Linked DNA regions of Homo sapiens: all the other regions are linked to region 3. The links are chromatin loops, found by intact Hi-C in ENCODE. Cell type or tissue: PC-9. All regions are shown on one strand. Each heading gives the region's core, and the rest is flanking DNA. Links, peaks and the distances in the headings are about the cores only.

The links. Peaks named below come from ENCODE experiments on the same cell type or tissue, not always from the same donor. Only the 100,000 strongest peaks of a DNase experiment are listed, where the experiment ranks them.
Region 1: it touches region 3 in a loop (11-fold over the local background); 11 of 110 quality-filtered maps call a loop at or near these places.
Region 2: it touches region 3 in a loop (9-fold over the local background); 3 of 110 quality-filtered maps call a loop at or near these places.

What each region holds. Positions count from the first base shown.
Region 1 is chr9:38,165,525-38,176,559 of GRCh38, reverse strand. No RefSeq gene overlaps it. Among named protein-coding and RNA genes, the nearest start is that of SHB, 100 kb to the right of the region's middle. RefSeq lists an enhancer at 4,814-6,013. In PC-9, for the core only: no CTCF peak of the experiment used is centred there; DNase peaks (open chromatin) are centred at 5,119 and 5,499; H3K27ac peaks cover 3,239 bases.
Region 2 is chr9:38,221,839-38,232,873 of GRCh38, reverse strand. It overlaps LOC107987064 (a long non-coding RNA gene), which reads left to right and starts at 5,827. Exons shown (of 2, transcript XR_001746667.2): 1 at 5,827-5,889. RefSeq lists a silencer at 5,528-5,822. In PC-9, for the core only: no CTCF peak of the experiment used is centred there; DNase peaks (open chromatin) are centred at 5,553 and 6,213; H3K4me3 peaks cover 1,412 bases; H3K27ac peaks cover 3,027 bases.
Region 3 is chr9:38,358,376-38,369,410 of GRCh38, reverse strand. All of the region lies in intron 1 of LOC107987065 (a long non-coding RNA gene), which reads right to left. It overlaps LOC105376040 (a long non-coding RNA gene), which reads left to right. Exons shown (of 4, transcript XR_929605.1): 3 at 1,557-1,688. Among named protein-coding and RNA genes, the nearest start is that of ALDH1B1, 29 kb to the left of the region's middle. In PC-9, for the core only: a CTCF peak has its summit at 6,195 (motif pointing right); a DNase peak (open chromatin) is centred at 6,150.

The DNA.
Region 1 (11,035 bases), core at 1,711-9,710, 190 kb after region 3:
CATAGAGGAAAAGAGTAAAACTATAATGAAGAACCCTGGCAGATACAAGGTTTGTTTATCAACTTAGGTTATCAACATGAACATTATGAGCAATGGGATGAATCAGCATCCTGAGCCACCTGCAAGATTGCAATGAGAAGGTCACAGAAGCATCACTTCTGTGTTGTTCCTAGTTAAGACACATAACTTGAATCTAACTTTAAGGAAAGTCAGACAGGCCCAAATTAAAGGATATTAAACAAAATAAATGGGTTGTAATCTTCAAAAGTGTCAATGTCATGAGAGTCAAAGAAAGATGAAGAAAGTGTTCCAAAGTGAAGGAGTCTGTAGAGACAAGAAGCTAATCACTAAAGGCAACACATCATTCTGAACTGATTCTTTTTGATGTAAAGAACATTATTGGGACATTTGGCATAAGGAATATTATTGGGACATTTGGCAAAATGCAAATAAAATCTGAGGATTAGATGGTAATAAACTATTGATGAAAATTTCCTGATTTCAGTGGGTATGGAGGACTAGTAGGGAGGGTCTGCTCCTCACAATCCCCTCAGTTCTACCCTGTGCTTCCTCTCTCTTGCTGGGGCAAAGAGAGGGAAGATGGAAAAGGGAAAATGTCTCTTACTTAATTAGGCAAGCTTGTTATTTTTTTCCTAGATAATGATAATGAGGTGTGTATGTATGTGTATATGTGTTTTATATATTTTGATGCTATGTTACTTATTGCATAAAGATTTATAATTGTTATATATTCAAAATAACTGTACCCTTTATTGAAATAAAAGCTCTTTAAGGCCAGGGTATGGTGTCTCATGCCTGCAATCCCAGCACTTTGGGAGATAAAGGCAGAAAGATTGCTTGAGGCTAGGAGTTGGAGACCAGCCCGAGCAACATAGCGAGAACCTCATCGCTTAAAAATAAATAAATAAATAAATAAATAAATAAATAAATAAATAATAAAACCTCTTTGTTGCATTGAATCTGTTTGGTTTTGAATCCTGCTTAGCCTGAAATTAATATTAGGGCTCCTGCTGTCTTTATGTTTGTATGTGCTTGATGTAACCTTGCCTGTCATTTACTTTCATATATATTTTTTATTGGGGGAAAATATACCATTTTAACCATTTTTAGGCCTACAATTCAGTGGCATTAATTACATTCACAGTGTTCTGCAACTATTACAACTATTTCAAAAACTTCATTCTCCCAAACAGAAGCTCTAACCATTAAGCAATAGCTCCTCATTTCCCCTCTCTCCAGCCTCTGGTCATTTCTAATTACTTTCTGTCTGTGAATTTGCCTATTCTAGGCACCTCAGTATCCGTCCTTTTGTGTCTGACTTACTTCATTTCACTTAGCCTGTCTTCAAGGTTCATCTGTGTTTTAGCATGTATCACAACTTCATTCCTTTTCGTGGCTGAATAATATTCTCTAGTACATATATAACACATTTTGTTTACTCAGCAACCTGCTGATGAACACTTGGATCACTTCCACCTTTTGTCTACTGTGAATAATGCAGCAATGAACATTGATGTACGAGTATTTGTTTGAGTCCCTGCTTTCAATAGCTTTGGGTACACACCTAGGAGAGGAATTGCTGGATCCTATTTGCTTTTTGCATTACTGTTTTACTTTATTTTGAAAGCCTCTCTTATAGGAAGCATACAATTTGAGAGTTTTTGTCATAAAATAAAGGAATATAGCCCATTTACACTCATTGTTGAAATAGATTATTAGTATTATATCTATTACCCAAAAATTATTTTAATGCTTTCTTGCTTCTTCCAGTGCTTGCTGTTTGGTATGGTGACCACGTATTCTTGGCATTTTATCTTTTCCTCTGTGTGTGCATGTGTGTATACATATTGCATATGTTATATAATTATATACTATTTATTGTAATTCATTTTATATTATGTGTATTTATACATGGCACATTATCTGTCTAGAATTCTACAAATAGTTATTTTAACTTTTCTTTTTCTTTTTTTTTGAGATGGAGTCTCGCTCTGTTGCCCAGGCTGGAGTGCAGCGGCGCAATCTCGGCTCACTGCAAGCTCCGCCTCCTGGGTTCACGCCATTCTCCTGCCTTAGCCTCCCGAGTAGCTGGAACTACAGGTGCCCGCCACCGCGCCTGGCTAATTTTTTGTACTTTTAGTAGAAATGGGGTTTCACCGTGTTAGCCAGGATGGTCTCAATCTCCTGATCTCATGATCTACCCGCCTTGGCCTCCCGAAGTGCTGGGATTACAGGCGTGAGCCACCACACCCGGCCAGTTATTTTAACTTTTCAAAAGTATTCTTTAACTCACAAATTTTTTCTAACTATTAATCAAGAGTACATCAATACTTCCCAAGTTCTCTTTGCTTCTTCTTGAGAATATTTCTAACTTTTCAAATTTTGAGCCACTTTTTAAATTCTTTAGACTTTTCTCTGTTTAGCAGGCATTTGCACCCTGTCATTTCATTTCATGGCTTCCCTATTCTTGATTCTTAAATGTGTTTCATCTCTTGACAATTTTAAATACTTCTCAGAGTTCCTTATTTAAAAAGGGCTCAGTGTGGCATATTTCTTAAACCCTTGCATATTTGAAGGTATCTTTCCTAAGACTTCAAACACTGTAAGTACCTTGGCTGGACATCAAATTACTGAATCACAATCTTTTTCTCTGTTCTTCTGAAAACTCTGTAGACGTTCTTTATCCAAATTGAGGGCACTAAGAGCTTGAAGCCAGTCTGATTTTCCTTCCTCAGTAGATTTCCTCTTTATTCTGTGTATATACTTGTAGGCTTTTAAAAATCCTGATTCTTCAAACATTTTTGCAGGGTGTCTAGCTAGAGGTCCATTTCCAGCCATTTTGTCCTGGGATATATCAATCTCTAGTGAGCTACACACTCAGGGTGTGCATGGTGGTCCCTTATCTGTTGGATGATGGCTTCTCTCTGGTCTCACCCCTCAGGATCACCAAATGTCTGCTTGGTGCTTCTGTGCTCCCTGGTCTCCATATATATAAACTTTCCTCCTGCCTTTTTAATTTCTGTATCTTTTTCTCTGCATTTTTGATGAGATTTCTCGACCTTGACCTCTACAGCACTGATTTAATATTTTACGGTACCAATTCTGTTCTTTAATCTCACCCAGGGATTAGCGGTGGGTTTTCATTCTGTGATTACATTTTTAGTTTCTCTGACAGTGTTTCCTTTTCTTATCAATTCCCTTTTCATTTAATCTTTTTTTTAAAAAAAAAATCTCATTCTGTGGCTTTTTAAAGAATGCCTGCCCTTCTCTTTATGGCTTTCTACCTTTATTTCATAGGGGCTATGTCTTCTGACATGCAGAGTAGGATGTTGAGTAAGATTTTCCCTTTAGATCAAGAACTGTTGTTAGGAGGACCCAAAATGAGGATGAAGGGCTGGGTGCCCAAGTTCTAGTTAAAGGGATGCAGCCTATGTAGACCCTCTGACTTGATCCTGTAAAGCCACCTTCTTGGGGGCTTTGGGCCATTCTTGGGGTTCCTGGACAGACAGCTGGGCCTGCATTTCTGAGAACGCTCCTACAGAACCACGACAAAGCATCAATTCCCAGCTGTCTCCCTTCCCTTGAAGCTGACAAAGGCAGAGTTTCCAGAGCCCAGGAGGTTTCTTTTGCAGCAAAAAAGCTCCAGGGCTCGACAGAGTCAACACTGTTCCCTGAGGGGAACTCGGTTTTTCACCAGCTTCTAACCAGAGCCAAGTCCTCCTTCAGTTTTTTCCCAGACTTCCTCCTTGCCTCAGCCTGGGAACAAAAGCATTTCAACAAATCCACAGGATCATGCTAATTGGCAAATAACTCAGGCTCTCGTGCCCTGAGGGGGTCGTAGGTCTGTTGGGCACTGCCAGGGGAAGAGGAAAACTGAGCACCTTAGCAAATGCAACAGCTCCTATATTTAATTGCATTTAAATATGTCCCCTCAAGGAGTCTGCAGGCCCTCAGGGGTACAGGAAGTTATGAGCTAAAACAATTTCTCCTAATTGCTGAACCAGACAACCCAAACAGAACCCTGGGTTTGAGATTCTCATACAGAAATCAGCTCATTCTAATTATTGGGTCAGCTAAGACTCCACCCTAGACCAGGGTCTCCCAAAGTGGCTTTCTCAAAGCACTATTTCTATAAAATGTTAATAGGTGTTTCTGAAAATAGGGTTCCAATTAAAATAAACTTGAGATATGCATAGTAAACAGAGTGGCAGGTTTCTTTCCTGCAGGACTTCTTGGCATCTGGCATGCTAATTGCCTATTATTCAGTCAATCATTGGGCATACACTGAGTATCTGCTGTGTGCCAAGCATTGTGGAAACAGAGATTCCCACATGGTCCATGTCTGCAAGCTTACGGTGAGTTTTATAATACCTTAGTACTCAGTACCGGCAACATCAGATGAAAACTTGTTAGACATGCAGGCTCTCCAGCCTTGCCTCCACACTTACTGAATCAGAATCTGCATTGTAACACACTTCCTGCATGATTAAAGTATGAAAAGCCCTGGAATAATGCATTGCTAGGAGAGAAAAGGAAGGAAAAAAGAATGGCTGAACTGGGAAGCCGGGAACTTTGCTATGGAACCCAGGTAAAACCATGGGCAACCAAACTGGGGAGGGGCACATTGTCCTCACTTCAGCTTAGACAGTGAGGCTCAAGCCAGGAGGACTGAGAAGAATGCAGTTCCATTTTGGCATCAATATTTGTTGAGGCAAGGTTCAACTTTGAGGAAAAGAATGTTAGAAATAAATTTTCAGTGCTGCAAAAGAAATAGCACTCGAACATAAATTTAATTTTCTCACCAAGGCAATTTTACTTCTAGAGAAGGGTGCAACTCATAGATGGAGCAATGGCAAGAGCACACCTGAACAAGGGAGGAGAAGGGGTTTTTATTCCTGATGCAGGTAGCCCTTACTGCTGTGTCGTTCCACTATTGGCTAGGGTTGGTCCGCACAGTTTAAGCTAATTCCGATTGGCTATTTTAAAGAGAGCAGGCATACGAGTCGGAGTGGCAGGGTGAGTAGTTTGGCAGGAGGGATGGTTACAGAACAGATGACTCAGGATGACTCAGGTCAGAGCAAGTGACCAGGGGTGAATCAGGACGGAGCAGGTTATACAGGCTAGTAGGAGGTAGTTTACTGAAACTAGGGGCAAGGAGACAAAGAGAACGAGGAAGTTAAACTTTAAAATGAAGAAAAAGAACAGGGGAGCTGTGTTAGATATAGTGAACTCCAAGTTTCTCTTCAAAGAATCAGTATGTCAGTATGGTCAGCTCTCTTATTCTTTGTTCTTCATTTTAAAGTTTAACTTCCTGGTTCTCTTCAATCTTTTGTCTCTAGTTTCAGTAAACAACTTTCCCACCAGTTCTAATCAGTAGTTCACATCTGTTCCCCTGGTCACCTGCTTTGACCTGAGTCACCCCTGGTCACCTGCTCCATCCTGACTCATCCTGAGTCACTTGTTCCGTAACCGTCCTTTCCGCCAAACTACTCACCCCACCACTCTGACTCATACCCTTGCTCTCTTTAAAATAGCCAATCAGAAATTAGCTTAGACTGTGTGATCCAACCCTAGCCAATAGGGGAACAATACAGCAGTAGGGGCTAGCTGCATCAGGAATAAAAACCCCTTCCCCTCCCTTGTTCAGGTGTGCTCTCGCGATTGCTCCATCTGCAAGTTGCACCCTTCTATAGAAGTAAAAATTGCCTTGCTGAGAAAATTAAATTTATGCTCGAGTGCTATTTCTTTTGTAGCATCAAAAATTTATTTATAACAGCTAAACATACTGATATATTGGTTCTTTGGAGAGGATCTCAGAACTCATTGTACTTAACAATTTACAGGCTAAAACCTTTGAAAAGGAATTTATTATATCCTACAAGAAAAACCCCAAATAATAGTCTCTTAAACAAGATAAAATGTTTACCCTTCTCTTACTTTCAAGAAGTCTAGCAGTTAGAAGTACTGGGCTGGTATGACATACTACAGGATCAAGGACCCATGTTTTTTCTATCTCATTACTATACCACGCATGGCTTCCATTTCCAAAGTCAACTCATGGTCCAAGATGGCTGCCAGATCTCCAGACATTACAGCTGCACTCTAGCAAGCAGAAAGTGAGGGAAAAGCCTGTTGTTTTTTTTTGTTTGTTTGTTTGTTTTTTTTGACAGAGTCTTGCTCTGTCACCAGGTTGGAGTGCAGTGGCGCAATCTCGGCTCACTGCAAATCTCCACCTCCTGGGTTCAAGCAATTCTCCTGCCTCAGCCTTCCAAGTAGCTGGAACTACAGGTGCGCACCATCATGCCCGGCTAATTTTTGTATTTTTAGTAGAGGCTGGGTTTCTCCACGTTGGCCAAGATGGTCTTGATCTCTTGACCTCATGATCCTCCCACCTCAGCCTCCCAAAGTGCTGGGATTACAGGCATGAGCCACTGCGCCCGGCCATCTTCCTGCTTTTAAAGGCACTTCCTTAACAATTATACACAATGTCTACTTATATCTCATTTGCTTCAACTTAATCACACAACCACACCTAGCTGCAAGGGAGGCTAGGGAATGTCCTCTTTATCCCAGGTGGCTATTCACCCAGTTAAAAATCAGAAGTCTGCTACTATAAGCCATAGCATCTTTCAGGATCATGTTTGGGAACACTAAGATATGTAACTGACAACCAAAATGAGTAACTGAGACAAAAGTCTCAATCACTGAGGGTTATTAAGCCAGCTTTAGGGTACATCTAGGAGAAAACATGAGCCACAGACACATTTGTGACTGTTTTTCCAAAGAGGTTTTCAGGAGGTTTAGGATTTATACATTTCCTTGAAGAGGGGGAAAGGCATGTAGGGTAGGCAGTAAGGTAAACAGTTACATTCTTGTGAGACTTCAGTTAGTGCCCAGTAAATCTACATTTTACATAAGATAAGGTGAATGTCTAAAGAAAAAAAGGAAGTAAAGGAAGAATCAATTATCCAGTCTCTGGGTAGGTAGAGGAAATGACTCTTGACTTTGTTCTGCACCTGGGAAGATAAGCTTGTAATAGACACTATCAGTGTGGAGTTTTAGGAGCTAGACTTAGATTGTTGACCCAGAGTTACAATTGGCATGTCCTTGTTTATAGAGGCCAGCAAAGAATTTACTTATGAATGATCTGTGGGGGCAGCCCTTTGCAGATGCCTGAGGCCTTTTACCTTCCTCTAGGGATGCATAAGTTTAGTAATAGTTACTCATTTGGAAGAGAGGGCTGCAAGGACTCAGCCTTCAGGCTTAAGCTTCCCTTTTACATAAGAAGTCTCATCCCTGTGTCTGCTGCTAATGTCACCTGTGGCAAAGTTGAGTCCTTGTCTTAAGTTATATAAAGGAAAATGAAAAATCTCATGACAGGCCAGGCACAGTGGTTCATGCCTGTAATCCCAGCACTTTGGGAGGCTGTGGTTGGTGGATCACTTGAGGTCAAAAGTTTGAGACCAGCCTGGACAACATGGTGAAATCCCGTCTCTACTAAAAATACAAAAATTAGCCAAGCACAGTGGCACACACCTGTAATACCAGCTACTTGGGAAGCTGAGGCTTGAGAATTGCTTGACCCGGGAAGTGGAGGTTGTAGTGAGCCAAGATCATGCCACTGCACTCTAGCCTGGGCAACAGAGCGAGACTCCACATCAAAAAAAAAAAAAAAAGAAGAAGAAGAAGAAGGAGAAGGAGAAGGAGAAGGAGAAGGAGGAGAAGGAGAAGAAGGAGAAGGAGAAGGAGGAGAAGGAGAAGAAGAAGAAGAGGAAGAGGAAGAAGAAGAAGAAGAAGTTGTTGTTGTTTGAGGAGTCCTGAGATTTTTTTTTTTTTTTTTTGAGACTGAGTCTTGCCCTGTCACCCAGGCTGGAGTACAATGGCACGATCTCAGCTCACTACAACCTCTGCCTCCTGGGTTCAAATGATTCTCCTGCTTCAGCCTCCCGAGTAGCTGGGACTACAGGCACCCGCCACCATACCTGGCTAATTTTTGTATTTCTAGTAGATACAGGGTTTCACCATATTGGCCAGGTGGGTCTCGAACTCCTGAACTTGTGATCTGCCTGCCTCGGCCTCCCAAAGCGTTGGGATTACAGGCATGAGCCACTGCACCTAGCCTGTCATGAGATTTTTTATTTTCCTTTATATAACTTTAGACAAGGACTCAACTTTGCCACAGATGACATTAGCAGCAGACACAGGGATGAGGCGCCTATTTCATGGGACCAAAGAGTACAGACATCAGCGGGTAGCCAGAGCTGGCAAACACAAGAAGACTGTGAGCATATGTGGGACCCTTTCATAGCACAACCTGGAGAGATTTTTGAGATGGCTGAAGATCTAGCAGATTTTAAGTTATTATTATTAATATAACCTCCTTTCTACCCACAGTGTGTGAGAACCAGGGAGTTCAAGGTTACACTTGTTTCCAGCATCAGAGGGAAAGAGACAGATGGCATGGTTCTGTCAGCTCTATTACTTTGGGAGTTGGATAGGGTCATCCCACTCAATGGTTCATCATTTCTCAACTTCCAAATAATGAGAATAACATTAAGTTCATGGGGAGAATTTTCTGAATTTAAATTTTGTATTTATATATTTTCCTTAAAACACTAGTGCTTGCAACTGCTTGCCTACTTTTGAGCAGAGGTTTTTTTTTTTAGTGAACAAATGGCAAATGGCAAAATAAATATTAATGGGAAACAGAAACAGAATAAAACTGCAACTTCAACAAGTCTGCAATGAACACCTGGTTGTTACTACATTTTGCACATGTAGAAGAGAGCCATGTTTCCTACAGGTAAAACTGTTTCTCACTCTCATTTGCAAGATGAACTTAGATGTGCTGAGATTTCCTGGTGGACTACAAAGGTACAATGATGTCCAGACACTCTGTCCCTGAAAGGAGTGGAGGTCCACTGCTCTAGAAAAAGGTTAAAGGCAGGCTCTGAAACTTGGGAGGCCAAATCAAATGGCCCTGCCATCTTCCATAGCCCAAGCCATGATGACCCCCACATCCCAGCAGTCACAAGCCCTGTTTGGGCCTCCCAAATGCCTCACTGTGCACCCCCTGCACTCTGAGAGGCTAGAAAACATAAGGCTAAGGGTATGGACCCTGGAGCTGGACTGCCTGGTGCAAATCTCATCTTGACTTAGTAGCTCTGCAACCTTGTACAAGTCTCCTAACTGCTCCATGTCTCAGTTTCTGCATCACTGAAATGGGAATAATAATAGCACTTATTGATGAGGGCTGTGAGTGAATGCACCTGAAGCACATGGCCATCTGAGTGTCGGCTCCTGTTACTGTCACCGCGGTTACTGCTTCTTAGACCAGGCCTCATGGAGGCCACTAGTGTTCTCCTCAGAGCCTTGGCCCAAACCACTGGACAGTGAGTACCCAAAGCCCTGAGCCCTTCACTCACCCATCCAAAACCTCCAGTGACTCCTTGAGAGCCACAGAATCGAGTAGAAACTTCAAATCATCCCATTCAATGCTCTTCACGATATGGAGATTGACAGGTGTTGAAGAAGGGAAGGAGGAAGGGGATCAAATAAAAGAACACAGGGAAGGAAGGAAAAGATTGACTAGGGTGCTGCATCATTGCTTCTGCTCATTGGCTACTGTCCTAAATGCGTGGTCAAGTTGGAAATCAATTGTTTGGTTAAGTTGGTCATCTTAGGAGTCTGTTCCCTCTGCGTTTCAAAACCTAGACTGTAATTGGGTTAATGTCAAGAATAACTTATCACTCTAAGATAGGCATTTGGGGATTTTTGTCTGTAACTGGCCAGGAGAATGTAGCTTTGTGGATCCCCTGGGTGTTCACGGCCCTTGACTGGTTGCACTATGAACAAGATCAACCTAACAGGACTTGGAGGTGGACATCTGCAGAATTCGCCTACACTTTCTCTTCTGGACAAATCAGAGACACCCAGTGGTACTGGGCCCATCCACTACCACCACCACCACCCCCGCCCCAGCCCAGCCCAGTTTCCTGAGGACTGTCCCAGTTGGAGCAGGGAAAGCCCTGCATTGCGGGAAATCCCTAAGTTCCACAACAGGATGGTTGGTCCCCGCAAGGACCTGGCATCAGTGAATTCAGTCTGGCTCTCAGGGACTCCACGTTTGCTCCAAGAAGATACAAAAAGAACCCAAATTCCTCAGGACTGTAGTTCTAGCAAGGGTTCACAGATGATTTGTTATCAGAGCTTCTGGGAAGCTACTGGCTTCTAACTAGGACCTTCAGTGTTGACTGAAGTTTGGGCATGTGTGGTCAGCCTGGAGCCTGAGTAGCTTCAGCTTTTGCTTCCACACCCTCATAGGCCTCACCGCAGACCAGCTACAGAATCTCTGAGGAAGGCCCCCAGGCAGCAGCGTTGTAAAATCTCACCAGGTGATTCCAACCCACAGCCAAGTTTGAGAGAGCCAGTGATCTGGAACAGGGGCTGCAAACTTTTTCTGTAAAGGACCAGAGAATGACAACTTTTGGCTTCATGGGCGATAGGGCCTCTGTCCTGACTGCTCAACTCTGCCATCATACGGCAAAGGTAGCCACAGACAGTACATGAACAAATGGGCATGGCTGTGTTCCAGGCAGAGCCAGCCTCATGGGCGTTCAGCCTGTGCAAGCAAAGGGCCCACACTTAAAAGGACCCCTGTGCCTAGCTTAGTTCTCTGCCGTTGCTGTCTTGACAGTCTTCATAATTTTTGAACAAAGGGTCTCACGTTTTCATATTGCACTGGGTTCCACAAATTCTGTAGCCAATCCTGGTTCCAATAAAACTCTGTTTACGAAAACAGACATTGGGTCACATTTGCCCCGTGGGCCACAGTTTGCCAACCAATCAGTGATCTAGAGCCTTGTGCCCAAAGTTCAGTCCACTCGGAGTTGGTATGGAGACCAGCAAAAGCAGCAGCAGCAGCTGGTGGCTTGTTAGAAACCCTGAGTCTCTCGGCCAGGCATGGTGGCTCACACCTGTAACCCCAGCATTTTGGGAGGCCAAGGTGCGAGGA
Region 2 (11,035 bases), core at 1,960-9,959, 140 kb after region 3:
GAAAGTGAGAATTTGGAGTTCCCAGGGGGAATCCTGGGAGGAGGTGAGAGGAGGGGGAAGAAATGGGCTCTGGAGGCCAAGAGGCTATGATGGCCAAGTGCAAGTTTTACTCTATTTGGGGAAAGTCTGCTTATTTTTGTGAAAATAATGAAAAGGGCTGTATTTTCCACCTCCACAACAGCGTAGGAAAGAAACAGCACTGGTGAGATAAAAAGATGATTCAGAAAGGGAACTCACTCAGAGCCAAAGGTGACCAGGGGAAAGTCCTCTGGGGATTTAGAGTGATCTTGGGGAGCACTGGCTTTTCCTCGGAATGGAATTTGGGGCTTTGAGTCCATCTTATCACAAAAGGCTGCACTGGGGATATAGTATCATGAAAGCCATTTTGTAGGGGAGCGAGGAAGGTGGAGATTGTGAAACTGCTACAAGCATCAAGAGGGGAAAGATCTGAGGATGCGCACTTGAAGGGCATGAGGACCAGGCCCCCATCCCAGCCCTTCCTGTCCATGACCATGTGTAATGCTTATGGTGGCGTTGGAGTGAGGAGACTATTGTCACTCCCAGTTACATACGAGGACTCAGAGAGAAGTGGCCTGCCCAAGGCTGCCCAGTGTATAAGAGGAGGATCAAAGATTTGAACCCAACTCTATCCAACCCTAAAAGTTCATTGTTTCTTCTCTCATGAAACCTGCTTCCACTTAGACATGCTAAGCTTGAAGGCAGGGTAAGGTCTTTGTCTTCACTGACAGTAGCTTTTCTCACCTGCCCCCATGTGAGCCACATAATATACTTGGCATCTCTAGAAATCACAAGGCTAAGCTCCTGGGAGTGAAACAGGCGCCGTACACCCAAAGCAGCAGCCCTAACCCTAAGGGCCCAAGAGATAGGAGAATTTCAAGCCAATTTCTGATGGACTCTGGCTGCCTGTTACACAGTAGGAGCCCAGGCTCTGCAGTCTGACCCAGGGGTTGTGGAGATGAACAAGGCAGGAGCCTGTTCTCCAGGCACCTATGAGGCAGGATCTTAGCAGGAAAAAATAAGTCAATTCAAAGAAGACACTCGAAGGAAGGGACCACTACAGAGGTGTAAGCAGGATGTTGCGGCACCCAGACACTAGCAACAGTGGGAGCCACTGACACCCCTAGGCCTGAAGGGGCTAAGAGAAGGAATGCTGATTTATTTATTTTTATTTATTTATTTATTTATTTTTTGATGGAGTCTCACTCTGTTGGCCAGGCTGGAGTGCAGTGGTGCAATCTCGGCTCATTGCAACCTCCAACTCCCGGGTTCAAGCGATTCTCCTGCCTCAGCCTCCCGAGTAGCTGGGATTACAGACACCCGTCACGACACCTGGCTAATTTTTGTATTTTTAATAGAGACGGAGTTTCACCATGTTGGTCAGGCTGGTCTCGAATGCCTGACTTCATGATCTACCTGCCTCGGCCTCCCAAAGTGCGGGGATTACAAGCATGAGCCGCTGCACCAGGCCTGGAATGCTCTTCTTAAGAGCCTAGTGAGGCAGAGCCTAGTGAGGCAGGGCCTAGTGAGGCAGGGGCCAGTGGCTCATGCCTGTAATCCCAGCACTTTGGGAGCTCAATGCAGATGGATCACTTGAGGCCAGGAGTTTGAGATCAGCCTGGTCAAGATGGCAAAACTCGATGTCTACTAAAAATACAAAAGTTAGCCAGGCTTGATGTCATGTGCCTGTAATTCCAGCTACTTAGGAGGCTGAGGTGTGAGAATCACTTGAACCTGGGAGGTGAAGGTTGTGGCTGCCTGGCACACCATGGTCACAGAAGGACCCAGACCCTGCCATGACATGATCTTAAAGCAAGAAGGGAGCAGGGAAGAGCTACCCTGACTATTCCTTCTCTCCTTCTCCGATCGCCCAAGTGCCTCCCATGGACTGAACCCAACCTAATGCCTGAGGGCAAAGGAGCCCAGATGATACCATCCATGTGGGTCAGCCCCCCAGAGACAGGGCAGGGTGGAGAAAGTCAGAGGATGGCCCTGGAAGGGATTACAAATAGAGAAGAACCAGCCCACCCTGAAATGTGACTATCAGATTTTCCCAGTAAGTACCTCCTGATCAGGGCTTGACAAGTCCACTGTTATTTTTAGGTTAGATGTTGGACATGATAACTCTATAATTAGGGACAGGCAGGTTTTCCTTACTCCTTCTTCCCTTTTATAAAGTTGTTGCCTTTCATGATGACCCTGAGCCTGTAGGGCCCTCTTGTCCCATATCACAAAGGTGAACATTATGGCTCAAGCTGGAGACGACACCATGTTCCCCATCCCTTCCAGTTCAGGGAGAGTGGTTGAGGGGGCTCCTCCCAGGTAGTACCAGGGAGTCTATCCTGACACTAGACCCTTCCTTCCAGGCAGGGATAGGCAGTGTTCCTTGAGGACTCAAAATACACAGTTCACATCAAGAACCACCTTCACCGATTTTGATTGTACACCAAAGATATCATGAGTCTCCAATCAAACTCAGATATTTCTCCCCCTCCTGAGCATCTCTCCTCTCCCCTTAGTCCTGCCCTGATCTGGAGCAAGCCACTAGAATTCAAAATAATACCTGGAGAAACTAATTTGAAACCTCTAAGTCACTCAAAGAGGCACAGATGGTCTGCAAAGCAATTTTCCCAGTGACTTTGGGAGAAGAGGGAGGAGTGTGAAGGAGAGACCTGACTGTCACCATCCATGAGACAATGCAGCAGGGATTAGCAAAACCACATTGTTAACATCAGCCAGAGCTTGTTCATACTCAGCACAGATTCAGCAAACCCAATATTATTGCAATTTTGATATCCTACGATTTACTTCCTCTATTCTCCCGGTAATAATTCCCAACTTACTTGCTTTTCTTCAAATTCCCCAAATTCTTTACATCCTTTAAGGTCTATCTTAAGAGGCACCACTATCATTCATTCATTCATTCATTTATTCAACTGATGCTTTTGAAACCTGCTTTGTGCCAAGTACTGGAGCTACAACTGCCGTAGAGACAGGCTTGGCCCTGGCCCTTGGGGAGGGTTTCTCCATCAAGCAGTCTTTTTCATCTTTGACCTCTCCCTAAGCACCCCTCCCCGATGGCCCTATCACATTTGACCTTCGGTGATGATCACATAAGTCAGCGTCTAATCCTCCCCACCAGAATGCCTGCTCCTGAGAGACTGAGATGGCGCCTTTCTCTAAATGGACCAGCGTAGCACCAAACACACATTAGATCGGAATCCAGCACGGATTTTTCAAACAGATGAAGCCAATCGTTTAACCTCCGCCTCTTCATCTGTATAATGGGAAACATTATCTCAGGGTTTTCTGAGTCGAATGTTCTGAGTTGATGAATGTGAAAGCACTTTGCAAATTGTACGCCTCTAAGCCCCAGAGGGGAATAAGCCTGTATTTACCACCATGACCACGCACAGCAGTTAACCAAAAAGAAACTCCATCCAGCTCTTCTGCAGATCCAGGATTGCAGTGTGAATCTCTCTGGAATCCGAGAGACAAAGCAAGTGCTGAAGAACCCCCGCCCCAACCCTGCATCCCTCCTTGCAGTTAAAAGGCGGGTCAATTACCACTGGCTCATTTGTAATCATTACAGTTGTGAGATTTTCCTGCTGATTGCTCCAGTTAAGAAGCCCCTCATCCATGGAAGGGGCTCAGGGCTTGAGAGCTCCTTTTGTCTTCCAGTTCCATCCAGTCCCACCCACTCTGAAGCTGGGAGAAAGGGTGTCAGGAATGGGGTGCAGGTGCCAGTCTGCCCTCAGTATCTATGAAGCCTCAAACGTTTTTCCAGGCTAACTTCTGATGGAGGAGCTCGAGAGATAATCCCATTATAGAAAGGGACCCCTGGACATTTTCATCAAGTTGATGCATATCGTCCATATTTCATCATCAGCCAGGCAGGCTTTCTCACTCTTTTGACACGAAAACAGACAGGTGGGGCTGTTTTGATTTGGGCTGCCTGGTTTTTTTCCCCAGGGAAGCCACTTCCTCTGGCTTGCATGATAATTGAATTTCACGGATGGAATCTTTCACATACTTCTCAATTAGGGATGTGTACAGGCAGCAAGATTTTTCAGGTGTTGATCTATGATTCTCACTCTATTTTTTTTATCTTTAATCTTAATTTCTGCCAGCTCTAAATCCAGCTTTGCTAAATAGTATTATTCTGACTTAAATGATCTAATCTGTTTGCCGTAAACCGGGTACAGCTGAAAATCGTGTATGCAGGAGATTTCCTCATTAATCACAGCTGACAAGAAATCAGAAATCAAGCAGCAAAATAGTCTCCGAAGGCCAAGTGCGGAGAAAGTGGGAGAAGTAGCTAACCGGGTCTGCTGGCCGAGCTAGGAGGGTGGGGGTTAGTCCCAGCTCTGTTTCCGAGGCTCTGGCTAAGTCTCTGCCCTCTGTGGGCTTCAGTTTCTACTTCCCTTCCTTTAAAAAAGGAAGGAAGGAAGCAGAGATGGGGGGGTGTCAGATCAATTGAGTCCTCAGGGATCTTTTCAGCTGCAACATTCTCTAAGCCTATACATGACCCCCCAAAAATGCCACCCAAATGACATCTTGGTATTTAAACGCACAGCTGAGGCTGGGTGCGGCGGTTCACACCTGTAATCCCAGCTACTCAGGAGGCTGAGGTGGGAAGATCGCTTGAGCCCCAGAGGTTGAGGCTGCAGCTCACTGCAAAATCACACCACTGTACCCCAGCTTGGACAACAGAGCAAGACTCAGCCTGAAAAAATAAAATAATAAATGCACAGCTGTTATTGACTCTTAAGAACACTAAGAGAACCTATAGTCTCAATCACTTTATCACAGCATTTTCCGAAGTGAGGGAAGCAAGATGATCGCAGGTAGTAAAGGAACATGGAATTCAGTCACACAGCAAAGCTGTCCCTCTTTCAAGCCCCATTCTTCTCAGCAGCTCAAGGAGAAAGGGCTCCGTTGGGTGCGAGCACATCGTCCATGCCTCTCTCAAGCCGACTCATCTCCCAGGGTAACAGACAGACAGCAGCCCTGGGCACCGCAGTTCCCTTGTCAAGCAGCAGATCCAGTTAGCCGCCAATATATGCTTGGTGGTGGGGCTCTGTGTGGTTTCTTTTTGTCCATATAGGGTAAAGGGTGTTTCCTTTTAGACATACTTGTTAAAGAGCTGATTTTAAAGAATATTACGTTAACGCAGAAGCTATGTGACTATGGCAAAAATTAAAAGTAGTAAGAATGTCTGGTTTCACAGTCTCTGGAAAAATATTTAGTGCCTGGTGGAAGGCCAGGCACTATTCAGGAACCAGGAAGACAGGTGAGTGACACCCTTAGGTCCTTAACCTCCCTCCCAACCCCCCAGTCCTATTTCCTGAGTGTCCAGGCTACCCTTACACCCCCACACCACCCCCAGCCTGCATCCTAGCGCCGATCACAAAGCCAGCACGCTCACCCCCGTGGGGGCCAGGGTTTCATCACTCTGCAGTAGGTGACCAACTCTACTGGTTTGTTTGGCCTCAGGCATTCCTGGGATGAGGGACTTTCCATTTCCAGGCAATCTGGACCATCTAGTTGGTCATCCTCCCGGTGAGCCCGCCCACTCCAAAAGTCATGCCTCCCTCCAGCTTCCTCACCCTCACCTCCTGGCTGTAGCTGCAGCTGCGGCGGAACAGCCCCCTCCCCCACACCCACAACCTGGCACCCTTCCAGATTCTGGTCTCTGCTTAGCACCGCCTGTCACCGTCTTTTCTAACCCTCCCCCACTCCACTTAAGAGCTACTTCACACTTCCCCCGCCCTCCCGGAGCCCCCCCCCCCCCCCGCTCCATTCGCCACTCTTCTCTCCCTCCACAGATGAGTTTGCTCCACTTGAGGATACAGAGCACCCCGGCAGCAGGTATGAACGAGCCCCCTCCCTCCCTGCCGACCCCCCCCTCACCTCCCCTTGCACCTGGATGCAGGCAGTCCAGCCCCCGCCCCCTTACTCTGTTCTCCTTCGTCTCTCCTGTATCTGCAGTCACTCCCATCCTACTGGCACCTTCCTGTCAATAACGCCCTCTCCATCAAACTACCCTCTCTCTTGTTGCGCCCAATAGCTCTCAGGGGGCTGTCTCCACTCCCCTTTCTCATCCCTTCCAGTCACTCACTTCCCCATCCCTGCACTTTGGCTTCTGCTTCCTCTAAAGCAGCTCTCTCCACATCTCTCTGATGCACTGCTAACTGCCAAATCCAGTGGATACTCAGTGTCCTTTGTTCTGAATGTTTTACAGATATTATCTCATTGGGCCGGGCGCGGTGGCTCACGCCTGTAATCTCAGAACTCTGGGAGGCCGAGGTGGGCGGATCGCCTGAGGTCAGGAGTTCAGACCAGCCTGGCCAACATGGTGAAACCCCGTCTCTACTAAAAATACACAAATTAGCTGGGTGTGGTGGCGGGCGCCTGTAATCCCAGCTACTCAGGAGGCTGAGGCAGGAGAATCGCTTGAACCCAGGAGGCGGCAGTTGCAGTGAGCCGAGATCACACCACTGCACTCCAGCCTGGGCGACAGAGTGAGATTATCTCAAAAAAAAAAAAAAAAAAAAGTATTACCTAGTTGAGCAAGACTATGTGTTAACATGAAATAAAATGATACAGGCCAGGCACGGTGGCTCAAACCTGTAATCCCAGCACTTTGGGAGGCCGAGGTGGGCGGATCACCTGAGGTCAGGAGTTCGAGACCAGCCTTGGCCACACCAACATGGTGAAACCCCATCTCTACTAAAAATACAAAAATTAGTCAGGCATGGTGGTGTGCACCTGTAGTCCCAGCTACTCGGGAGGCTGAGGCAGGAGAAGTGCTTGAACCCAGGAGGCGGAGGTTGCAGTGAGCTGAGATCATGCCACAGCACTCCAGCCTTGGAGACAAAGCAAGACTCCATCTCAAAAAAAAAAAAAAAGGAAAGAAAAGAAAATGATACAACAACCTAGCAAGATAGGCATTATTTACCCCCCACCTTTTACAGATGAGGCAACTGAGGAACAGAGAGGTTAAGTATCTTATCTAAAGTCACACAGCTACATGTGATGGAGCAGATGGCTCAGAAATCTGTGCTCCTAACACTCCCCTCTGGCACCTCTCTGCCACCTTCACTTCTGATGTTCATTGCCTTCCTCCTAATTTTTGTGTCCCCAGCACCTGGGATAGGGTCTGGCTCCCAGAGGCTGCTCAATAAGTGTTGTGGACTGAACTCACTGAATGCTTGTGGTGCACCCCTGTCCTCAGGGAAGTCATGGTCTAGGGGAGGAAGCAGACAAGTGACTGAACAGCAGCCACCAGTGTGCTCTGTGGGACATTTTCAGAGGCCTCCAGGGACACAAGGAGGAGAAGATGACAAGAGTGATGGAGAATAATAATAGCACCAGCCACACCAGAGTGGCCACTGTTTGTTGAATTCTAATATGCACCAACAACTATGCTAAAAAGTTTACATTATCTCATTGAGTCTTCAAAACAATCCTGTGAGGTAGGCATTATTTTTAAGCTCAGTTTAGAGATCAAGAAACCAAAGTTCGGAGAGGTTCACAGGGAAAGCTAGTGGAAAAGATGGAGCCTCCAACCTGGGGCGGGGTGTCCGGAAGGCGTTCCAGAGGTGGTGCCTCCTGAGCAGGGTTTTGAAGCACCATTGGGAACCAGTCAACTGAAGAAGAGCACAGGGGTGCTCCAGGGGGAGGACACAGCAGCTACAAAGGCCCAGAGGCCAAGAGCCTGGGCCCGTCAGGGAACCTCAGACAGCTGGGTGGGCCGGAGCTCAGAGAATGAAATGGGGACTGGGAAACCTGAGGCTTTCATGGGAAGCAGGTAGAGAAAAAGGGAGCCTGGCAAGGCCACTGGGAGGAATTTCAGCTCCATGGACCAGAGGCTTTCAAGTGGTGGTGTGTGTGTCAGAACTGCAAAACTGCAGCCTTGAGCCTCCCTCCCAGGTAATGTGTATCAGTAGATCAAGGACAAGGTTCAAGAATTTTTGTTGTTTTTGGTATATGCCTCATTAAGACTCAACTATACTTAACAGCTTTATGAAATATAATTCACATGAATACACTGTACATATTTAAAGTATACAACTTGATAAGATTTGACATATGTTTACACCCACGAAACCATCACCAAGACCGTGAGCTTCTCCTTCATCCCCAGAGCTTTCCTCTTGTTCTTCATAATCCCTCCCCACCTCATCCTCACTGGTTGGCTTTCTGTCACTACAGATTAGTTTGCATTTCCTAGAATTTTATACAAGTGAAATCATACAGCATGTATTCTTTTTTTGTCTGTCTTGTTTCTGCAGCATGATTATTTTAAGATTCATTCTGAGGTAGGCACCACATTTCTATCAATAGTCTGTTCCTTTCTATTGCAGAATAGCATTCCATTGTATGGATGTGCTATAATTTATCCATTTACCTGTTGAGTGACAAATAATGCTGCTATGAATATTTGTGTGCAAATATTTTAATGCACATATACTTTCATTTGTCTTGGGTAAACACCTCAGAGTAGGATGGCTGGATCATAAAGTATAACTTTTTGAGAAATGCCAAGTTATTTTCCAATATAGTAGTACAATTTTACATCAACATCAGCAGTGGATGAGAGCTCCAATTTCTCCACATTCTCAACAACACTTGGTATGGACAGTCTTTTGACATTTAGCCTTTCTGATAAGTACACAGTGGTATCTTACTGTGGTTTTAAATTTGATTTCCCTGATAACTAATGATAATGAGCATCTTATGTTCTAATTTGCCTTCTTTGAAGCATCTGTACCACTCTTTTGTCCACTTTTAAGTGGGATTTTTTGTTTTCTTATTATTAGATTTTGAGATTTCCATATTCTCGATACATATCCTTTATCGGATATATGAATCCCAAATATCATTTCCAGACTGTTGCTTATCTTTTTGCTCTCATAACAATGTCTTTTGAAGAGAAGTTTTTAACTTGATTAAATCCAATTTATCAAATTTTTGTTATTTATTTATTTATTTATTTATTTATGAGATGACATCTTGCTCTGTCACCCAGGCTGGAGTGCAGTGGCACGATCTCAGCTGACTGCAACCTCTGCCTTCTGGGTTCAAGTGATTCTCCTTCCTCAGCCTCCTGAGTAGCTGGGATTACAGGTGCATGCCACCACGCCCAGCTAATTTTTGTATTTTTAGTAGAGACGGGGTTTTGCCGTGTTGGCCAGGCTGGTCTCAAACTCCTGACCTTAGGTGATCCACCGGCCTCGGCCTCCCACAGTGCTGGGATTACAGGCATGAGCCCACCGTGCCAGCCTCAAATTTGTTTTTATAGACTGTGCTTCTGGTGACATAGCTAAGAAATCTTTGCCTAATATGAGTTTACAAAGATTTCCTCTCATGCTTCTTTCTAAAAATATAGTTTTAGGATTACAATTAGGTCTTTGATCCATTTGAGTTAATTTTTGTATATAGTACAAAGTACAGATGTAAGTTATTGGTTTTGTGGGGTTTTTTTGCATGTGAATATCTAGTTGTTCTAGCTTTTGTTAAAAAGTTGTCTTTTCTTAGCACCTTTGTAAAAAAAATCAGTTGTCCATATATGTGTGAGTTTATTTCTGGACTGTTTATTCAGGCTGTTTATTTTCTTTTATTGTTAGCTATATTTATGTCAGACAAAATAGATTTCAAGACAAAAACTGTAAGAGGAGACAAAGGTGGTCACTATATAATGATAAAGGGATCAATTCAGCAGGAGAATATAACAATTTTAAATATGTAGCACCCAACATGGGAGCACTCAGATACATAAAGCAAACATTATTAGAGCTAAAGATAGAGCCCAATACAAAAATATCTTGAGACTTCAAAACCCCACTATTAGCATTGGACCAATCTTCCAGACAGAAAATCAACAAAGAAACATTAGATTTAATTTGCACCATAGACCAAATGGACCTAATAGATATTTACAGAACATTTCATCCAGGGGCTACGGAATACAGATTCTTTTCCTTAGCACATGGATCATTCTCAAGGATAGATCATATATTAGGTCACAAAACAAGTCTTAAAACATTCCCAAAAATTAAAATAATATCAAGCATTTTCTCTGACCACAATGGAATAAAACTGGAAATCAATAACAAGAGGATTTTTGGAAACTGCACAAATATATGGAAATTAAACAATATACTCCTGAATGACCAGTGGGTCAGTGAATGAATTAAGAATAAAATCAAAAATTTTTTGGAAACAAATTATAACAGAAACACAACATACCGAAACCTATGGGATACAGCAAAAGCAGTACAAAGATGGAATTTTATAGTTATAAGTGCCTCAAAAAAATAAGAAAAACTTCAAATAAATAATGATGCATCTTAAAGAACTATAAAACCAAGAACAAATCAAACCCAAAATTAGTAGAAGAAAAATAATAATAAAGATCAGAGCAGAAATAAATGAAATTGAAATGAAGAAAACAATACAAAAGATCAATTTAACAAAAAGCTGTTTTTTTGAAAAAATAAATGAACAAACCTTTAGCCAAAGAAAAAGGGAGAGAAGACCTAAATAAATAAGATCAGAGATTAAAAAGGAGACATTACAACTGATACCACAGAAATTCAAAGGATCATTAGTGGCTACTATGAACAACTATGCACCAATAAATCAGAAGATCTAGAAGAAACAGATAAATTCCTAGACACGTGAAATCTATCAAGATTGAAACATGAAGAAACCCAAAGCCTGAACAGCCCAACAACAAGTAATGAGATTGAAGCTGTAATAAAAAGTCCCAGCAAAGAAAAGCCCAGTACCCAATGGCTTCACTACTGAATTCTACCAAACATTCAAAGAAGAACTAATCCCAGCCAGGCGCGGTGGCTCACACCTGTAATCCCAGCACTTTGGGAGACCGAGGTGGGCGGATCATGAGGTCAGGAGATCAAGACCACCCTGGCTAACACGGTGAAACCTCGTCTCTACTAAAAATACAAAAAATTAGCTGGGTGCGGTGGCGGGCGCCTGTAGTCCCAGT
Region 3 (11,035 bases), core at 1,783-9,782:
ATGTCATTTGTCACAAGGGGCCAGATGCAGCCAGGTTTGGGGATGGGACAAGCAGCACTAATTGGTGTCATTAACACTTTCATCCTACCTGTTCCTAAATTGGGATTATTTTGTAATCTGATGATTACATGTTTATAGTAATTAGCATGTAATTTTATAGTAAATAGTGTGTTTATAGTAATTATCAGATCATTGGGTCTGACAGGCAAATTTCTTTTTAAAGTTTGATGTTAAATATATTTTAAAGTGATCATAATTTATTGATTTTTTTAAAAAGAACAATGATAATATGGCGATAGGTTCTGGGACACATGAGATAGGATTCTAGATCAAAAAGGAAGCAGAGATTTGCTTCCAAAGAATAGAATGTAGAAAAGGAAATAGCAGCTTCACCATGGAGAAACCTGGCAGACTCCACTTTACCCAAGTGATCCAGGTGAGCCTCCCCAGTGATGTCATGTGGCTATCATGTATCCATTGGTATGATGTAGCCAGAGGGCACTTCATCTCTGTTGAGTGTTTTCCATAAACCTTAACCTGTCTAAGCATGAGAAGAACGTTAAACAAACCCAGATTGGGGACATTCTACAAGATCCCCAGTCAGTCCTCCTTAGAACTGTCAAAGTCATGGAAAACAAGGAAAGACTGAGAAACTATCCCAGACCAGAGGGGACCATGGAGACTCATGACAACTAAATACAATATATGCTGGATGGGATACCAGTGCAAAAAGAGGACATTAATGGGAAGACTGGTGAAATCTAAGTAAAGTCTAGACTTTACTTATTAGTAATGTACCAATATCAAATGTCTTTGTTTTGATGTGTATAGCATGATAATGTACAATGTTAACAATGGAGGAAACTGGATAAGGGGTACATGGAAATTCTCGGTACTATATATGTAAATTTCTTGTAAATCTGAAATTATTCCAAAATAAAATGTTTAATTTTTTAAAAAAAGAAACAGAAAAACTTTTGGATACCAAAATTAATAAAGTCATTTGGCAAAAATAGGAAAAGAATGATTAATAAACAAAGTACCTTACTTCTTAGAAAATGCCATAGAAAAACTCATTTCATCCTAGTTGATGGGGTTAAGATTTTTAGTAGTTATAAAATTACTGAGAAAAAATTTTGAAACTAAACCAAAATATGGGGATTTGTGTAAGATGTTGTCTTATAACCTCCATGCCTTGGCTTGGTGTTAAAATCAGAGCTGCAGAAGGTGCAGGAAAACAAGGGTCACTAACTCTGGAAGGGTTCCTAAAAACTTTTTAGAAGAGGGGGCATTTTGAATAGGGTCTTGAAGGATATATAGGAGTTATCAAGCTAACTAGAAAAGATAAGAATAGGAATCCCTGCAATTATATTTAATAATATTTATTGGTTACCTGCTAATTGCTAAGCACTAGACTAGGCCCTGGGACTTTAGCTATAAATTAAACTGAGAAATAGTATCTGCCTTCATGGTGGTTTTTTTTTTTTATTTCTTATTACTTTCTACAACAGAAATTACACTGTGGTAAAGATGGTGTGTATTTGTATGTTTGGTAGGCATCCTAGGACTATCAATCACTGGACCTGCCCACCCACTGTGCCCACTCTGACTTCTAAGGGATGACACTACTCCACATTCAGCCTCTGCTGCCCAGGCCTCCGTGTTCTTGCTCCAGGCTGGCTTTACAGGTATGAGACCTCTGCAGTTGTACAGGCACTTGATTTTTATGCTCTACTGTGGCTGTCTTGAAATTCCTAGTAATTTGGCCAGGCATGGTGGCTCACACCTGTAATCCCAGCACTTTGGGAGGCCAAGGTCGGCGGATCACCTGAGGTCAGGAGTTTGAGACCATCCTGGCCAATGTGGTGAAACCCCGTCTCTACTAAAAACACAAAAATTAACCAGGCACGATGGCGCACGCCTGTATTCCCAGCTACTTGAGAGGCTGAAGCAGGAGAATCACTTGAACCCAGAAGGCGGAGGTTGCAGTGAGCTGAGATCATGCCACTACATTCCAGCCTGGGCAACAGAGTGAGACCTGGTCTCAAAAGAAAAAAAAAATTCTTAATAATTTTACCCTTCAACCTGCTTTGTAGTGAAGTCTGATAGTACAATGGAGCCTGCACGTGAGCAGAGGATATATGCCAGGTGGTAAGGCATGCATGCGTGGGCTCAGGTCTGCAGGGACAGTGTACACTGTGCAGATCAAGCAGTTGGCCTTGCCACCTGAAGTGCATACACACTACACTTGGGGTGTGTCCAGGGTGTGGTAGGACCCTGAGGGGTGGCCAGGCCCAGGACCTGGGCTCATATTGGTGGCAGTGGTGGCAGGAGTCAGGCCCCAGGAGAGAGGAGATGTGGCTACACTGCAAACAAACCACCCTTGATGGCGAGTGAGCTCTTTGCCCTGCAGCAATATCATCAAGCCAGGTACCTAGGAGAGACTGAATGATGAGCTGCTTCCTTTCCAAGGGTGACCACCAGCAGGAGAATGTGCTATTGAGTGACTAACGTTATTTTCAGTTGTGTCCACTGAAAAATGGGGTTAGAAGTATAAATTTTGATGACCTAAAAAATGAATTTGTAGAAAAATGAGTCAAAGAAAGCTTATAATCAATCAAGATATTACTAAAGTATTATTGAAGGATATAGAAAAGAAGAAATAAGCAACTCCATAGACTCAAAACCTCAAAAACTACTACTATTTGGGTGTATTTCTCTCTAGATTTTGCTGTGCATATTTTGACACAATTTGAATAACATATATTCCATCAAGTGAATATACCATATTTGCTTTCCTTGACATTTATGTGGTTTCCAATTTTTTATATTAAGACTTTGCTTTACATCCTTGTGCATAATTGTACTTTTAAATAAACTGTTTCATTTCAAAAAAGCATAAAGTTTTTCATGAATTTCAAGTAATTTTTAAACCCAGAATCTCTGTTCTTTTTTCTCTATGGTCTTCTTAGGTGAGCCATTCACTCATGTGTTTGGTTATTTCAGTACTGACTTCTCCTTAACTTTATAATAATCAAATTTAATAGCTTAGATGAAATGGACAAATCCTTTGGAAGATGCAAACTACCCAAGCTTCACTCAGGAAGAAATAGATAACAACAATAACCCTATATCTATTAAACAAATTGAATTTAAGATTGAAAAGCTTCCAACAAAGGGAACTCCAGACTCAGATGGCTTTACTGGTGAATTCTAATACCAAGTCATTTGAGGAAGAAATAATGCCAGTTCTACACAAACTCTTACAGAAAATAGAAGAGGAGGAAACACTTCTCATTTTATAAGGCTGACATTTCCCTGATACCAAAAGCAGACAAAGACTCTCCAAAAAAAGGAGAAAACTACAGTCTAAAATTCTTTATGAATATAGATGCAAAAATCCTCAACAAAATATTATCAAAGCAAATTCAGCCGTGAACACAAAGAATAATTCATAATTGCCACATTGGGAAATAAACTAAATGTCTTTCAACTGGTGAATAAATAAGCAAACTGTGGTGCATTTATGCAATGGAATACTGCTCAGCAATAAAAAGGAAGACTCAAAAGGCTTCATACTGTAGTCCGCTATTTATATGACATTCTGGAAAAGGCAAAATTATAGGATCAGAAAATAGATGATTGATTGCCAGGATGGGGAGAAGGATGTCGATGGAGGCACATGCATAAGGGAATTTTTTGAGGTGATAGCATGGCTCTGTATCTTGATTGATGTAGTGGTCACATGACTGTATGTGTCAAAACTCACAGAACTGTATACCAAAAAGCATACATTGTATTATATGTAAATTATATGTAAATACAACATGCAAATAATACCTCATTTTAGTATATGTAAAGAATACCTTAATTTAAAAAAGAATTAAAAGGCCATCTATGCTTCCATTTATGATGTCCTGGAAAAGATAAAACTAAAGGGACATAAAATAGACCAGGATTGTAGGAGTTGGGGTGGAAAGAGGGGTCTGATTACAAAGAGGCAGGAAGCAGCACTTGGGGTGATGGAAATATGCTATGTCTTGATTATGGTGGTGGTTAAAGGCTGTGTGTGTTTCACAGATCTGTATACCTCAAGCTGGTGAATTTTAGTATATGTAAAACCTTAATACATCTAACTTTAAAAAGTCTTATGCCCCGGATCTCACATGACTGCTTGGTTTATCTATGGCAGCAATCCTTAAAAGGACATATGTATACATTTTTCTCAAGGCATTTATTTATGTCAAATTATCATCAAATGCCCTGCCTCCAGATCTCAGTTTTCTAATCGGTAAAATGGGGATTTGGCCCTGTTACCATGTCTTTTAATGGAGAAGGGCATGTATATTAGGCTGTTCTCTCATTGCTATAAAAACAATACTTGATACTGGGTAATTTATAAAGAAGAGAGGTTTAATTGGCTCACAGTTCTGCAGGCTGAATGGGCATGGCCCCAGCTCTGCTCGGCTTCTGGTGAGGATCTTAGGAAGCTTACAATCATGGCGGAAGGAGAAGCAGAAGCAGGTGTCTCAGATGGTGACAACGGGAGCAAGGCTGGGGGAAGTGCCACACACTTCTAAAAAACCAGATCTCGGTCAGGCACAGTGGCTTATCCCTGTAATCCCAGCACTTTGGATGCCGAGGTGGGTGGATCACTTGAGGTCAGGAGTTTGAGACCAGCCTGGCCAACATGGTGAAAACCGGTCTCTACTAAAAATACAAAAATTAGCCGGGAGTGGTGGCCCGTGCCTGTAATCCCAGCTACTTGGGAGGTTGAGACAGGAGAATCACTTGAACCTGGGAGGTGCAGGTTGTAGTGAGCCGAGATCAAGCCACTGCACTCCAGCCTGGGCGACAGAGCGAGAGTCTGTCTCAAAAACAAAAACAAAAAAACAGATCTTAAGAGAACTCATCATCTCAAGGACAGCACCAAGCCAGGAGGGATCCATTCTCACGACCCAGACACCTCCTACCAGGCCCCACCTCGAACAATGGGGATTACATTTCAACAGGAGATCTGGGCGGGGACAAATATCCAAACCACGTCATCATGGTTTTGAAGTTTGACAATCCTAAATTCAAAATCTGTCTCCATGACTTCCCAGCTGTGTGCCTTGGCACCTTAGGTCACCTTACCAAGCCCCAGTTACCTCATAGGAAAGCTGCGAGGACCAAATGGCAGAGTGCATAGTCAGGTGCAATGACAGGCACCGAGTAAACCTGCCATAAGTGGCACCAGTGTCTCAAGTCCTGCTAGTCCCAACGCATACAGAACTGTACAGGGAGACACAGAACTCTGGGATGGGCACCTGTGGTGGGCCAAATAATGCGCCCCAGACATCCACATCCTTATCCCCAGGACGTGGGAATGTTGCCTTGCGTGGCAAATGACACTTTGCAGATGGGATTAAGGACTTGAGATGGGGAGATTATCTGGCTTATCCAGGTGGACCAAATGGAATTACAAGGATCCTTATAAGGGAAAGAGGGAGTTAGGAGAGACAGAGGCAGAGAAGGGGATGTGCAAACAGAAGCAGAGGTTGGAGTGACGTGGGTCCACCAGCCAAGGAATGCAGATCACCTTGCTGGAGAGGCAGGGAGATGGAGCTTCCCCTGGAGCCTCCAGAGGGTGCCAGCCCTGGTGACCCATTGACACTTCTGACCTCCACGAAGCCACCGAGTTTGTGGCACTATGTTACAACAGCCACAGGAAATCAACACAGCGTTTCGGGTGAAGGGATCCTATTTCCCAGACCAGTGGGACTTGGTGTGGTGCATGAAGGGCATAGCTCTGAATGTGAATTCCATGTTCTTGGAACTGGGCCCGACTGGGGCAATAGAGAATGCAGGGCCCCAGCAAACATGGAAGCTCTGAGTACAGTTGCTCCTGACCATGGTCTAATGCGTGTCGTCCACCTCCTCCCTCCTGGCTCACAGACCCACCCAGTGATCCTGCCTCTGTCCTCTCACCCCCGCATCATGAAGCAGCTGCCGGTAGGCTGGACCTCCATAGGGAAAACTGTTAAGTGTGTGTCCACTCCAGAAGCATGACCCTCCCCGGTTTTCTCAAGGACCGTCCTGAAAACTTCACCCTGCGTCTGATGACAAACCAGTATTGAATTTGGAAGCGATTCAGATCCTGCCTTTTTTTGGCTTTGTTTTTTTTTTGAAGGTGCTTTCCACTGATGTCCACTGGAGGGTACTGTGTACGTGTTTATAGGAGGCTCTGAACACAGAACTCAGCATCCGCGTGGCATGCAAACACTGAAGTAGAGAAACATGGACAAAGACATATCTACACACGTGTGCCTATGTTCAGACATATGGATGCACACAGACTCACAAATCATCACACACATAGCAGTCACACATATGCGGATAGATGTGTATATCTATATACAGTCATACGTCACTTAATACGGACGCGTTCTGAGAAAGGCGTCATTAGGCAATTTCCTCTTTGTGTGAACATCGTAGACTGAACTTACACAAACCTAGATGGCAGAGCCTACTACACACTGAGGCTGTACGGAATAGCCTATTGCTCCCAGGCTACAGACCTGTACAGCAGGTACTGTGCTGAACACTGTAGGCAATTGTAACACAATGGTAAGTATTTGTGTATCTAAGCATAGCTAAACATAAAAAAGGTACAGTGAAAATACCATATTATAATTTGGGCCACTGTCGCATATGTGGTCTGTCATTGATGGAAACTTCATTATGTGATACATGACTATGGAGGTACATAAACACGAGCAAGTACGCACGCAAACATGTACTCATGAATACAGTCACGGTGCCATAAAACACACACACAGAGGTGCACGAAGCACATATCCACATACATGGTAGATATGTTCAGATACACACAGGTTTACATAGGTTCATCTACACACACATACACATACACACACACACACACACACACACACGCACACAGACCATTAATCCATACATGCATGTAGCCGATTATCATTGGCAGACAAACAGCCACATGCAGAGTGTCATGAATACACATTCTGACATGCAGACTTAAGCATAAAAACATAGACATGCATCCGTGGCTAAACACCAACACGTGTGCACATACGTGTACTCCCTGGCCTGGGCCTTTGCTACTTCACTTGTTCAAAAAATGCAATCCCTTGAGGGATGATTAACACTGTGGTGTTTTCTAAAGAAAACAATGGAAATGTCAACTTCATTGTCCCTATAGAACTGTTTTATTTGTTAAATGTTAGTGAAAGGCATTTCTAATAATGTACTGAGTCTTTTAAGAGAAAAATAGTAGCCCTGCTCTGACAAAGCAGAAAACCCAAACCATAGTTTCGCAAACACCTAATTAACACATGGAAGGCTCAGAGCTACTCTAAAAGAGATTCTGTTTTTTTTTTTTAAAGTGGAGAAATTTCAGATTCAGATAAAACCAAAAAATTATGTGAAGTTGAAGAATTGTTAGGTCCAAACAAGTCCTTCCTTCTCAGAAAGGGTGATGATAAAGAAACATGGAGACTTTGCAAATGATTATCAGATGGCCAGGCCTGGAAATTTGCCTTTGATAAGACAAAGACATTAAAATAAAGGAAAACATGAAAGGAGAGAGAGAGAAAAGGGCCTATGAAAACAGTTGACTCTATAATAACATTGCAGAGCTGAGAAAAGTCAGCTGTCAGAAATGCATTCCGCTTGGCAGCCAAGCCCTGCCATGAAGTGCGAGTGGAGCACACTCCAGCAGAGGATCCAGGGGGTGTGAGCAGCTTTGCATGGACACACGCTGTTTATTGCTCGCCTCTCTTCACAGGATCCTCAGAAGGCAGGGGAGGATGCTCAGGGTCTGGGCAGGACACCCAGGTCCAAGTCCCATTTCTGCCACCCCCATAGCGGCTCCCTGCTCATCCCTGGGTCTCGGTCTCCCTAGGTATACAGTGAAGAAGTTGCCTTCTCTAATCGCTAAAGTTCCTTCCTCCTCTGACACTATCATTACCAGCTCCCTGCACCTCTGACACCCCACTGCCTCTGGTGACCGGAATCATTGCAAGTGGCTCTGTTTGTGCATTTAACAAAGTGCTGGTTCCAGCCCATCAGCTCAATACCAGCGAACAATAGCTCAGGAATAGATAAAAGGCATTCATCAGGCAGCCAGGCCCAATTATCATGTCACGCTGAATGAATGTATTTTAAAATCTTTTCTGACAAGAAAATGTTCCATGTAGGTACCTTCAAATTAGCTGGAAAATCCAGAAAATTTGCTATTAGGCCTTCTTTGAAGAACCTTTATTCCCCCCCACTGTTCCAGAGGAATTCCTTGGATATTATTAATTCCTTCCAAGAGTGTGACCTTGTGCCTCCTGCTGGGACTGAGACACTTTTCCTGTCTGCTCAACTCCACGGGAGCCATTGCAGATGACACACACATGGCCCGAATGGGAGATCACCTGTCCATCAATTTCAAGTGTCTGGGCGCTAGTGGAAATTCTGTTCAGTTTTGCTCCACCAGCATTTGCTGAGCATCTGTTGTGTGTCTATGAGCCCTGCAATAAGAGCTGAGTCCACCCAGCTCTTGCCCCTGAAGGGAGACTCCACTAAAGGGGGCATGCTTACAAACAGATCAGTGTCAGGGGGAGGTCATGTACCAGAGCTGAAAGCCAGACAGACTTCATTTTGAAGCCTGATTTCGTCACTGGCTGTGTAACTTTGGGCAGGGGACTTCACCTCTCTGAGTCTCACTTTCCTCACCTCCAGAATGGGGGAGAAGCACATAACTCTGGGGGTTGTTGTGAGGAGGGACAGTTTCAGGGGAGGCAGGCCATCCCTCCCTTTGACCCACATCGTGGTCAAGGCCTGGCACCCCAGCCTTTTCCCTGGCTCCCTGGGCTGAAGGGTTGTTTCTGACCTCTTCTCCACTCACAATACAGCAATCTTTCTGCGGCTTTATCTTCAGCTTCATGGTGCAGATGGTTCCATTTGGCTGTGGCCTGGGAGAAGAGATTTCTTTGGCATGGTGAGAAATTGTGTCAAATGTAGAGCTACCTGGAACTCGTGGCTCTGGTGTGGAGATCTGAAAAGGCAACGGCAAGCACTTGGTGGAAAAGAGACTGACTCAGGGTATTAATTCCCAAGTGAATACAGAACAATCTGCTTGCATCTTCATGTGACTGTGGGTTTGTGCAGGAGCAGTTGCTAACTATGGGAGATTTCTCATCAACCCACAGAATTCCAGGGCTGGAGGGGGATCTTAGAGGCCAGCTAGTTCTTGTTTTACAAGTGGGGAAACAAGTCCAGAGAGGGGAAGGGGCCTGCTCAACAGCAAACAGTGAGCCATGAACAAGTTGGGCCTGGATCCCAGATGTCCTGTGCCCTTGGCCTCTGTTCCTCTTTTGATCCTGCTGTGCCGCAGATCACCACCTAGAGGACTGGGATTGGGCTCCTCTTTCCAGCCTTCCTCCTGGCCCCAGTCCCCTTGGTTCTGCCCTGCCCGAGCCTACAGACTCTTCTTGTTCTCAGCCGTGGGACATCTCAGGTTCTTCAGTGCCTTAGTGTGGAGTTCCTGCCTCCACCAGCCCTGGGGACCCCCAGGCCTCAGGAGAAGTCCACACATTCCCACTGGCACCTCTTCAGTGGGATTACTCCCAACTAGTCAAAGTTGGGCTTTGTGGATGATGGAATCACAGAGTGAAGATTTGACTCTAAGTTAGCCCTCCATGAAAGGGGGAGCAATTACACCAAGAACAGATAAGTGGTTCATGCCTGCCATCCCAGTGCTTCAGGAAGCCAAGGCAGGAGGATGGTGTGAGGCCGGGTGTTTGAGACAGCCTGGGCAATACAGTGAGATTCCATCTCTACAAACAAATTTTTAAAAATTAGCTACTCAGGAGGCTGAGGCAGGAGACTTACGTAAGCCCAGGAGGTTGAGGCTGCAGCAAGCAGTGATCGCACCACTGCACTCTGGCCTGGGTGACAAAGCGAGATCCTGTTTCAAAAAAAAAAAAAAGCACATCCTCACTGTGGCTCTCCCTCCATCCTGCCTCCCTCCCATGCACCTCACATCTCTGGACTGTACTCCCTCGGCTGTGTTGACTCTGCTTTCTGGAGGACGTAGCAGGGACACTTTGTTCTCCCCGCATCAGAAAGGTTATCCTGAATCATTCATCTCACACCATTGTACCCCCAGATCACAGAGACGTTGTGATCCAGAGGAGGGCTCAGGGTCCCAGCCAGGCAGATCTGAGTGCTGGCCCCACCCCCGGCTGGCTCTGTAGACTGAGGAGGTTGCAGAGGTGGATACTGGGGGGCAGCTTGCTCAGCACCCTTCTGCACTGCTGGTTGGAGAGGCTGGAGAGCTGACCTTGTGTTTTCTGTGTTCTCCCCACTCTCATGCAGCTAGGGCCCTGGGGCATCAAGTAGACACACTCCTGTGAGGTCTGCAAAATGCAAGTGAGTCAGGGGTCACCTTCCTTTCTGTCTCCTTGGCTGTTCCCAGCAGTGGGCAAGGCTGAGGTTTTCCTGTGGCAATGACCCAGTGTCTGTTACCCACATCCCTGGAGCAGTCACAGTGGCAGAATAGTCTGAATGCTTCCTCTGCACATTCCTGGTCAGAGTGAAATGAACAAAGTCCTATCTGGAGAAAGTACCAGGCAACACATGCTCAATTAGTAACTAGGAGGATGCAGATAGATGTTTTCCTTTTCCTAAGGAACCGCAGCTGAACTGGCCCTATGACTAGGGTGACTGCAAAAGTAAACACGAGCCACTTATCCCTTTTTTCTAAGAGACGGAGTCTTGCTGTGTTGCCCAGGCTGGAGTGCAGTGATACAATCATAAGCTCACTGCAGCCTCGACCTCCTGGGCTCATGTAATACTCCTGCCCCGCCTCCCAAGAAGCTGGGACTACCAGGACGTGCCACCATGCTTGGTTAATTTTTAAATTTTTTGTAGAGATGGGATCTCACCATGTTGAACTCCTGAGCTCAAGCCATCCTCCTGCCCTGGCCTCCCAAAGTGCTTGGATTGAAGGCATGAGCCACCACGCCCA